Linked DNA regions of Homo sapiens: all the other regions are linked to region 3. The links are chromatin contacts, found by Hi-C or POLR2A ChIA-PET in ENCODE. All regions are on one chromosome and are shown on one strand. Each heading gives the region's core, a stretch centred on a gene start or an enhancer-like site at or near the end of the contact. The rest is flanking DNA. Distances are from core to core; before and after follow the strand shown. Region 1 overlaps CDH23 (cadherin related 23). Region 2 overlaps CDH23 (cadherin related 23). Region 3 holds the start of SPOCK2 (SPARC (osteonectin), cwcv and kazal like domains proteoglycan 2).

Region 1 (2,700 bases), core at 83-2,582, 360 kb before region 3:
TGAATCCAAGTTCAGTGCCCTTTCCAATGAAAGTGACCCTAATATATTCCAGTCACCTCTCCCAGCTGCCTCATCAAATGTATTCTTTCCTGCCCAGCCTTATCTGTGCAGCCAAAATCAAATCAGCCTTAGTCCTCCCGAATGGCTGAAAACCTACACACAGATGTTCCCACTGGTTGTGTTATGTGTACTACCGCCAGCAGGGGGATGACTGAGATGAATGAGATGACCTCTCAAGGCCGCTTCACCCCCACCCCTACACACTCAGCAGCCCCCAGCCCCTTCCCCTAAACCAGTGAGTCAGACCCCAGACATCAGGAGTAGGAGGGAGATGGGAAGAGTCAGGCAGAGCAAGCAGGGACTTTCACCCAGAACTGAGTGCCCGGCTCCTCTTATCAGCCCCATCTCCACCCCCTGCTTCCCCCAGGCTGGAAACAATGAGCGGTGGTCACCGGGTACTCACGATCACAAACACGATGGGTCTGATTGCTCAGGGGCTGTGCTGGGGTGGGTGACTCAGCCCTGACCCAGCTCCTGCTGACACCTCCAACGCTTTGCCCCAAGAAGAGCTGGGAAGACACCTGGGTCCTTGCAACTGCCCTGAGTGAGACCTGCCCTGTGGAAATGGCTGAGAGGGTCAGATCCCCTGGTTCTTACAGGGCCCTGGTGATGGAGACTCAGACACAGTAACCTGGACATGCACATAGCCATGCTGGCTTGCATGACTGTGAATCTTATTCGTGGGCTGGTCAGTACGCCCTCATCAGAGCCTGCCTTGTGTGGGGCCTACTTCAGGGCACAGAGTGACTGATGTCAGCGAAGCTGGGGTTGGGTCTCCAGACTTCAGGCTTCCTAACCACAGCCCTCCATGTGGCCCTCGCTCCCCGCTCCCTCACCCAGGCGTGGTGGGCTCCTGCCTCCTCCCATCAGTGCCTCAGCATTGTGGCTGCAAACCTCCTTTAGCCACAAACCTTCTGTATACACAAAATGATATGCAGCATCCCAGGGTACAGTGTAAAACAGATCGAAGCCAGACTGTGACAATCAGTGCAGGGGTGGGGCTCCCAGAGCCACACCTGCTCAGCTACTTACGTCCTGCCCGTCTCCCCTGAACCCTGAGGAATAATAAACCCTCACACGTGCCCGATATTTTTCTAAATGCCTCGTGTACTTTAACCTCCGTAACCCTCATAATAGCCTTATGAAGTAGGCACTGTTAATACCCCCATCTTACAGATGACAAGACTGAGGCAAAGAGGAATTAGCCGACTTGTTCAGGGTCACACAGCGGTAAGGGTGGAGCCAGGCTTCATGCCTTGGCAGCCAGCTTGAGCCTGTCCCCTTAACCACTACACTCCACTGCCTCACATAAGCCTCTTCAAAGCCCAGTCAGAAACCACTGCCTCATCCCCACAGGGTAATTTTAAGGTGAGAATTTGAGGGCTGGCCCCTGGGGCAGGTGCTTGGTGGCACTGTAGTACACAGCCTCCACACCCATGAGACCCGGGAGAGCTGGGGGCCTTCCTGAAGGCAATGTGGGGACTCTGGCTTTCCGCTGGACTCATTTTCCCAGCAGCAGGGGAGAGACGGCTTGCAGGAACCATCCACATCCTCCAGTTCCTGCCTCAGAGACCGGGGACAGCCCCAGTGAGGGGCCGGGGAGTACAGAGTGAGACAGTCCCCTTAGAGACTGGGTGTCTCAGGGTGTTCACGACACATACACACACACACACGCACATATGCCCACGCACACCTCCTCTCCCTGTCCTCCTAACCACTAGCACCCCATTTTGCAGATGAGGAAACTGAGGCAAAGCACTGCACTGGCACAGCACTGGACAGGCACAGCACTGGACAGAAAGCAGGTCTGGTTCTCCAGGAAGCCCAGTTGCTCCCACTTGCTCAGCAAGAACCTGACAGACCTCTGCTTCCTGTACATCTGTGCCTCTCAGGTTTGCAAACCATCTTGCCTCCTCCTGTCTCTGCTGCTAAAAACAGGCTGAAACCGACCAGAGGCTGGTGGCATGTAGCCAGACTCATGGAGGACAGGCCACACCCCAGCTCCCTGCCACCTCTCTCATCTTGTCATTGTACTGTCAGCCTGGCCCTGTTTTTTCCCCACAACCCTTGGAGTCAAGGTCATTTGGACAAGCAGATTGAGGAAGGGTAAGGCGCACAGTTTTGCAAGAGGAGTGGTTAGTTTCTGTTTACCGAAAAAGAGTTCCTGAAATTCATCCATGCAAACTCCCCCCCGCACCCACCCTACCCAGGATCTTCCCCAGCCAAGTTCTGGGTGAAGCCAAATTTAGGTTCCAGCCTGTGAACAGCTGTGCTCTGGAGTGGACATGTTAGTTTGCATAGTGGGTTCTGGGTGTCTGGACATGAAAATTCTAATGACACAGCAGAGCTTTGGGAACCCTAGAAGCAGCGATGCAGAGAAACTTTTACACCCATATGCCTCTCTGCCCCCAGCCCTGCCACCCTCCCCACCCCAGAGTCCTCCACTGGTCAGGCTGCTGTTTTCGGCTTCTACCAGCCAGAAGCTCTGTCACTTCTCTCCAGCTGATTCCCAGCTAATCCCCAAAGAGAAAGCAGGGCTGATCCCAGAGGCAGTGACCAGATGCCAGACACACACGCCTCTGCTGCACATGCAGAGGCCCCTCCCTTAGTGCTGGTCACCACATGCAAAGTCTGTATGGG
Region 2 (2,723 bases), core at 3-2,502, 340 kb before region 3:
TAGTTCCACCGTTTACTTGTTTTGACAAGACACAGACCTTTCAGAACCTCTATTGCCCTCTGTGTTAAATGGCAGCAATAAAACCTCCCAGGATTTTCAGGGAAGGGGGTGGATCAAACAAGTTACAACACATGTGAAAGTGTGTTGGAAAGCACCAAGTATTCTAACAGAAAAGGCCAAGAAACAGCATGCATGCTGCCACTTCCCTCTCCCGTGCCCAAGGCAGACATGGCTATCTATCTCGGCACTGTCTCACCAAGCTATATTGATCATTCAGAATCCCTCTCAACACATTCCAGGATAGTTAGGGTGACATAGCCTCCATGGGGTGAAGAGAAGCAGCAATGCAAAGCAGGGAATGCCCAGGGAATGGGCCAGGTGGCCTGTGCCGTCTATGGGCTGGGCCTCATGCTCAGCTGGGCTGTGGCTGGGCTTCAAGAGGCCTTTGTTCCCAGCATCCTGGTTAGCAACCCCAGTTCCTCTTTCGTGCATTGTGGTTCCCTGAGAAAACGTTAACCCAGCCCCCAGCACAGTCAGGCCAGCCCTGGGGAAGGCCTCATTCATGAGGCAGGACCCCAGGGGCCAAGTTGGTGCTCGGTGGTGGCAGGACCCCTGCAGCCCCCTGTCCCACTGCACACTCCCAAGTCCACCCCGCGAGGAGCACCCCCTGAAAAAGGCCATGTATCAGCCCCTCTGCCCTGGGCCACTGCATGTAGTGGGAGCTCTGGTCAGGCAGAAGTCTTTTGAAAAGCAGGTCCTGGGGCTCCTGCACCTCCACCCCAGCGCCCATCGCCACGGACTCCCCCAGGCAGGGCCAGCCTGCCCACCAGCAGTCACCAGTGGCCTCCATGGTGTGTTTTTAGGGAGTGCTGAGCAGTCCCCGCTGTGTCAGCAAAACCCTCCAAATGGTGCTTTCAATTCCATTCCTTCAGCCTCTCCCTGGGAGGGAATAAAGGCAGGAAGTCTCTATTAAACTGTGAATGTCAGGAGATAGGTAAGATGGCCCCTAATTCCTGATTGATCTCCTAACAATGAATTAGTTCTTAAAAGCATGGATTTCCCTCTCAGGGCCTCAGACTGTGCCACGAATCCAGCGCTCCAGGAGCCTCCTGCCCCAGCCCCTAGTGCTCCTCCCGCCCCCTGGAGGCGCCATGTTCTCGCACCCAGCTCTCCCATGCACCCCAGCCCACAGCCACCAGGGCTGGCATCAGAGGCACTACCATCCCGGGCAACTCAGAGGGCGGCTCCAGCAGCCTGCCCCTCCCCAGCAGCAGCAGGGAGGGACGTCCCTAGTGCGTTGTAGGCAGGGCCTGTGGCCATGGATGAAGATGGAACTGGGAGCTCAGAGTAAATTTCGCTGAAAACAGGAAACCACGAAGCCCAGATGCGTTCAGTTGTAAAAGGGTCCAGAGAAGAGAGGGCAGGGCCGCACCAGAGGAAGCTGAGGAGGAAGTGCGGTGGCTGTTCTGCTGCGGGCCGCCTCCCTCTCCACACAGCAGCAGCCAGGCCTGGGGTCTGGCAGCCAAATTCTTAGAAGTTGTCTCTGCCTCAAGGTCAGCAGCTGAGGGCTGGGGCCAGGCCAGCCTCCCCAGAGGGCAGGGCATGCTCTTCCTGAGTTGGGAGAACCGGAATCTGGGCTGTGGGCTTGTCCTTCGACTCCAGGAACAGCAGGTGTCCTGTCCCCACTCCTGCCATGCAGGCCCCCATGAATTGTGAAAAACATACCCTCTTTCCTTCTTTCTTTCTTTTTAAAATTTGTTTTGAGGCAAAGTTTTGCTCCGTCCCCAGGCTGGAGTGTAGTGGCTCGAACACAGCTCACAGCAGCCTTGAACACCTGGGCTTAAGCGGTCCTTCCACCTCAGCCCTGCAAAGTGCTGGGAGGACAGGTGTGTGCCACCATGGCCAGCCAGCACCCTCTTCCTATGGCAGCTGGCATCAAGCATTGTGGTGACCAGAGGGAACAAAAGAAGGGACCCCCCTCTGCCTAGGGACAAGGGAGAAGCCGGGGTTTGGGCATATTCTGGCCACTCGAGGTGTCAGCCCCATCTCCGGGCCTATGTTTACCCTCTCCTCAAAGCCCCTGGCCCAGCCCAGGCAGAGCAGGAGGCCCTCAGTGGACCATTCCTTTGGGCCTAACTGGGGGGCTTAGAAGCAGGGCCATGTGTCCAGGTGGGGTTCCCTGGCTGTAGCCACAGGCCCAGGGCTCACTGCTGCCAGGCAGCCTAGAGGTGCTCCCCTTTTCCATCCCCCCAACCCCCCAAGCAATTGGGCGAACATCTTCCCGCCTAGCCCCAAATCCTGGCTTTCAGCACCCAGGCCCAGCTCAGCAGAGCCAGTGTAGGCTGCTAGGAGACAAATGCCCAGGCTGGACTATGCTCTCCACAGTACCTGGGGCCCCCATCCTGCTAAACGCTACAGGGGGTCTGCCCAGCCCCACCTCACCTGTCCCCATGCTCAGGCACTGCCTTCCCTGTTTTACCCCCAGAGTGTACAGAGATGCCCCCTACTCTCCTCCCCTGCTTTAAAATCCTTCAATCACAATTCCACAGAGGACTCACCTTGCCTATGTGTATAAAAACAAAGCCAGGGCATGCCCACAAGCAGGAGATGGGAACATCACCCGCACCTGGCCGAATGGCTCTGAAGCGAAGACTCCACCAGGCCCAGATTGTATGGAGTGGAAGGTGGGGGTGGGGGAGGAGCAGCAGAGTGCAGATTTAAAC
Region 3 (2,700 bases), core at 127-2,626:
CTTCCCCAGCCCCCAACCCGGCCCGGCCGAGAGGAAGGAGCCAGCCCCGCCGGGCCGCCGCCTGCGACTTCCCCTCTGATCCACAGGTGCCGGTAAACAAAAGTGCCGCAGCTACCCCCCCGCCCCCACCCCGCGGAGTTCGGCCCAAGGTTACGCCGGGGTTCGGGCGGCGCCCGCCGGGGGCCCCCAAACCCAGCTTCTGGACTCTCCCCGGCTTCTCAAGCCCACCGGGCCGGGAGCCTTCCTCTGGCTCCGAGCTGCTCCCCTCGCTCCAGGCTGGATTCCCCCCTGAAATGTTGGTCCGGGAAAACCAGCCTGGGTCCTCGCGCGCCCTTCTGCACGGGGACCCCAGCCCACCCCCGTACGGACACGCCTTCCACCATCTCGCCTAGAAGGCTGCTGGGACCCCAGACCCAGAGCCCCGGTCACACTCCCGTCCCATGCTGTCCCCCTCCCGCAAAGCCCACGGTGGGAACAGAGGGCACCGCGCGAGCCGATGCCACCCTCACTGCCGGCCCCACCCAGACCTGCCGGTGCTGCAGTGCCCCGTATGTGCAGCCTGCAGCATCCCAGCGGCTGGGGCAGGCCCGGGGGCGGCTCGCACAACGCAGCTGGGGACCGGGTCGGGGTCCAGCGGCAGCCGGGGTCCGGGTCCCCCCGGCCCCGCACCCCTTCCCACTCCCGGCCCGCAGGGGAGACCCCGGAGCGCGCGACCCCGGAGCGTCGGGCAGGTGTGGAGCTGGGGGTCCCGGGGCTGGGGGGTCCCAGGGCCGCCGGCCCGGGCCGCAGGGACAGGGGAGGGGCGCTGGGCTGTGACCCCCAGTACTGTTTACTTTCCGTGTAATTAGCCGGCCAGGCTGCGGAGCCTCGGGCTGCGACGTGCGGCGGCCGCTCCCGCAGACCCCGGAGCTCAATCCCCGAACCCGCAACCCCGGGTCTCTGCCTTGGCAGCCCTGCGGACTCACGTCTCGGAAGCGGTTCCAGTGCTTGATCTTGCCGCTGTACTGCGAGATGGACGACAGCCATTGCTCGTCCTCCATGAAATTGCCGGGGGTCTCGCCCTCCTTGAGCCCCTTGGCGTCGCCTTCGGCCAGGGCTGCCGCGGCCAGGAGCAGCAGCGGCAGCACCAGCCGCCCGCAGCCCGGGGCGCGCATCGTGGTCTGGGTTCGACCTGGGGGGGTCTTGACTTCTGCAGTATTTTAATGTCCTTCCTCCCACCCCGCTGCTGGCGAAGCGCACGCGGCTGTCCTCAGCTCTCCTCCCGCGGTCTGCCTCCGGTGACTGGCGGAGAGTGGGTCGCGGCTGAAATGTGACCTGGTTAGGAGATGCACTTGTCTGAAAAAGCCCAGCACTGGACGCGGAGAGGGAGAGAGAATCAGAGAGGCTGCGCCAGCAGGGGCTGTAACTGTAGCATCAGCATCACGTTTGACATCATCATACCTGGTTTAAAAAAAAAAAAAAAAAAGGAGTGGGTAGATTTCAAAGCGAAGCGCTCCCTCGATGAGAGCGCCAAACGCCAGCCAGCCGCAGCGGGGCCCAGCCCCGCCTGGCACACAGGGAGTTGCAGACCAAGAAATCCAGAATCCCGAAATGTCCCTGAGCTCCCTCAAAGGATGGAGAGCAAGAAGGGCCCCAGGATCTCCCCGGGGAAGATGGGATGGGGGAGAGGGCACAAAACTCTCCGGTTACAAAGCCAGCCAGGCTCAGGTGTCGGAAAGGGAATTTGGCCAGACACTGTTTTTCTCCCCTTGCCTCCCACCCAGAGGGGCCTGCGCCACAGCCCTGACAGCTGGCTTCCTGCGAGTTATGGCTCTACCGTAATGGGTGGCTTCGTTAAGACAAAAGCCGTATAACAACTGGCTGCTCAGAACCATTGCTCCCCAGCGGCACCGCGTTGCGCAAGGCAAGGCCTGAGCACTGAGTGGCTGGTGAAACAGAGGCAGATGTCCTCCTCCCCAGGCAGCTGTTTAGGGGCTGTCACCCGTTTTGTCAGCTCTTCCCAGGACAACCCTAAAAGGCAAATGTCTGACCATTTCATCTGCCTTGGAGGCTGCAAATTTGGAAAAGGCATATTTGCTTATGGTTTTTTGACTTCAAGTTAGTTTGAATAAGCCACTGGGGAAGCCGGGGAGTGGGGGGCTGGGGTGGGGTGCTGGTTTTGTTTGAGGTGTTTCGGGTTTTGTTGAAACTGCGACCCTCCTTATTGGCTGTAGATTTAAATGTTGACATACCAGCGGGGAAGGCTGGAGGCTGGCCACAGTCCCAAGAGCACAGCAGAAATGGGGACAGGTTTACATTACAAATACATTAAAGAGGAAACATCATCTGATGGGACAAAACCTAGTGAACTTTTGGGACCCAAGCCCTAGATTGTGTTTTTATAAAAAGACTTAGCTGCTGTGATCTAAAAATAAAATAAAAATTTAAAATGCTTTAAAAAACATAATCTTAATCAGTAGGAAAAAACATAGCTTACAAGGTTCCTTGTCACCCTGAATCTGGCCTATCTGGGAACTCTGAATGCCTCAGTGGCTCAGGCCGGAGTCTCGTTGGGAAAACAGAAAACAATAGCTCCCTTTCCATGTTTTCTTGTTTCCTTTGCTGTTGGATTTAGTGGTGGTGCTGCAGTGAGGCCCTGGCCATTGACGTCTTCATCTCACAGTAATAAAGCATTCTTCCTGGGTGTGTCCTGGCGCTGTA

The links. A loop is a pair of places that touch in the nucleus more often than their neighbours do. ChIA-PET counts read pairs that join two places held with the same protein, here RNA polymerase II (POLR2A). Pooled maps may share reads with other maps.
Region 1: a loop to region 3 is called in a pooled map, with 11 times the contacts of the local background. The contact joins the enhancer-like site here to the promoter of SPOCK2 in region 3. A Hi-C loop is called at or near these places in 1 of 168 maps with a recorded cell type or tissue (naive thymus-derived CD4-positive, alpha-beta T cell) and 6 of 50 pooled maps. POLR2A ChIA-PET finds 5 or more read pairs at or near these places in 2 of 52 experiments (activated CD4-positive, alpha-beta T cell and activated CD8-positive, alpha-beta memory T cell).
Region 2: a loop to region 3 is called in a map of CD4-positive, alpha-beta memory T cell, with 2.6 times the contacts of the local background. The contact joins the enhancer-like site here to the promoter of SPOCK2 in region 3. A Hi-C loop is called at or near these places in 2 of 168 maps with a recorded cell type or tissue (CD4-positive, alpha-beta memory T cell and naive thymus-derived CD4-positive, alpha-beta T cell) and 1 of 50 pooled maps. POLR2A ChIA-PET finds 5 or more read pairs at or near these places in 3 of 52 experiments (CD4-positive, alpha-beta T cell, WTC11 and activated CD8-positive, alpha-beta memory T cell).

What each region holds. Positions count from the first base shown.
Region 1 is chr10:71,725,944-71,728,643 of GRCh38, forward strand. All of the region lies in intron 30 of CDH23 (cadherin related 23), which reads left to right. It also overlaps a transcript of C10orf105 not described here. Among named protein-coding and RNA genes, the nearest start is that of C10orf105, 7.5 kb to the left of the region's middle. RefSeq lists enhancers at 1-781, 1-540, 541-1,313. Within about 2 kb of position 1,333, at least 29 of the 41 ENCODE cell types and tissues checked have a DNase peak (open chromatin) inside an H3K27ac peak, as active enhancers do.
Region 2 is chr10:71,747,564-71,750,286 of GRCh38, forward strand. All of the region lies in intron 38 of CDH23 (cadherin related 23), which reads left to right. VSIR (V-set immunoregulatory receptor) reads right to left here. Exons shown (of 7, transcript NM_022153.2): 7 at 1-2,723. Among named protein-coding and RNA genes, the nearest start is that of VSIR, 25 kb to the right of the region's middle. RefSeq lists enhancers at 435-644, 1,030-1,079, 1,280-1,409. Within about 2 kb of position 1,253, at least 29 of the 41 ENCODE cell types and tissues checked have a DNase peak (open chromatin) inside an H3K27ac peak, as active enhancers do; they include CD4-positive, alpha-beta T cell, where a contact is called at or near this core.
Region 3 is chr10:72,087,175-72,089,874 of GRCh38, forward strand. SPOCK2 (SPARC (osteonectin), cwcv and kazal like domains proteoglycan 2) reads right to left here and starts at 1,377. Exons shown (of 11, transcript NM_001244950.2): 1 at 966-1,377. The coding sequence starts at 1,154.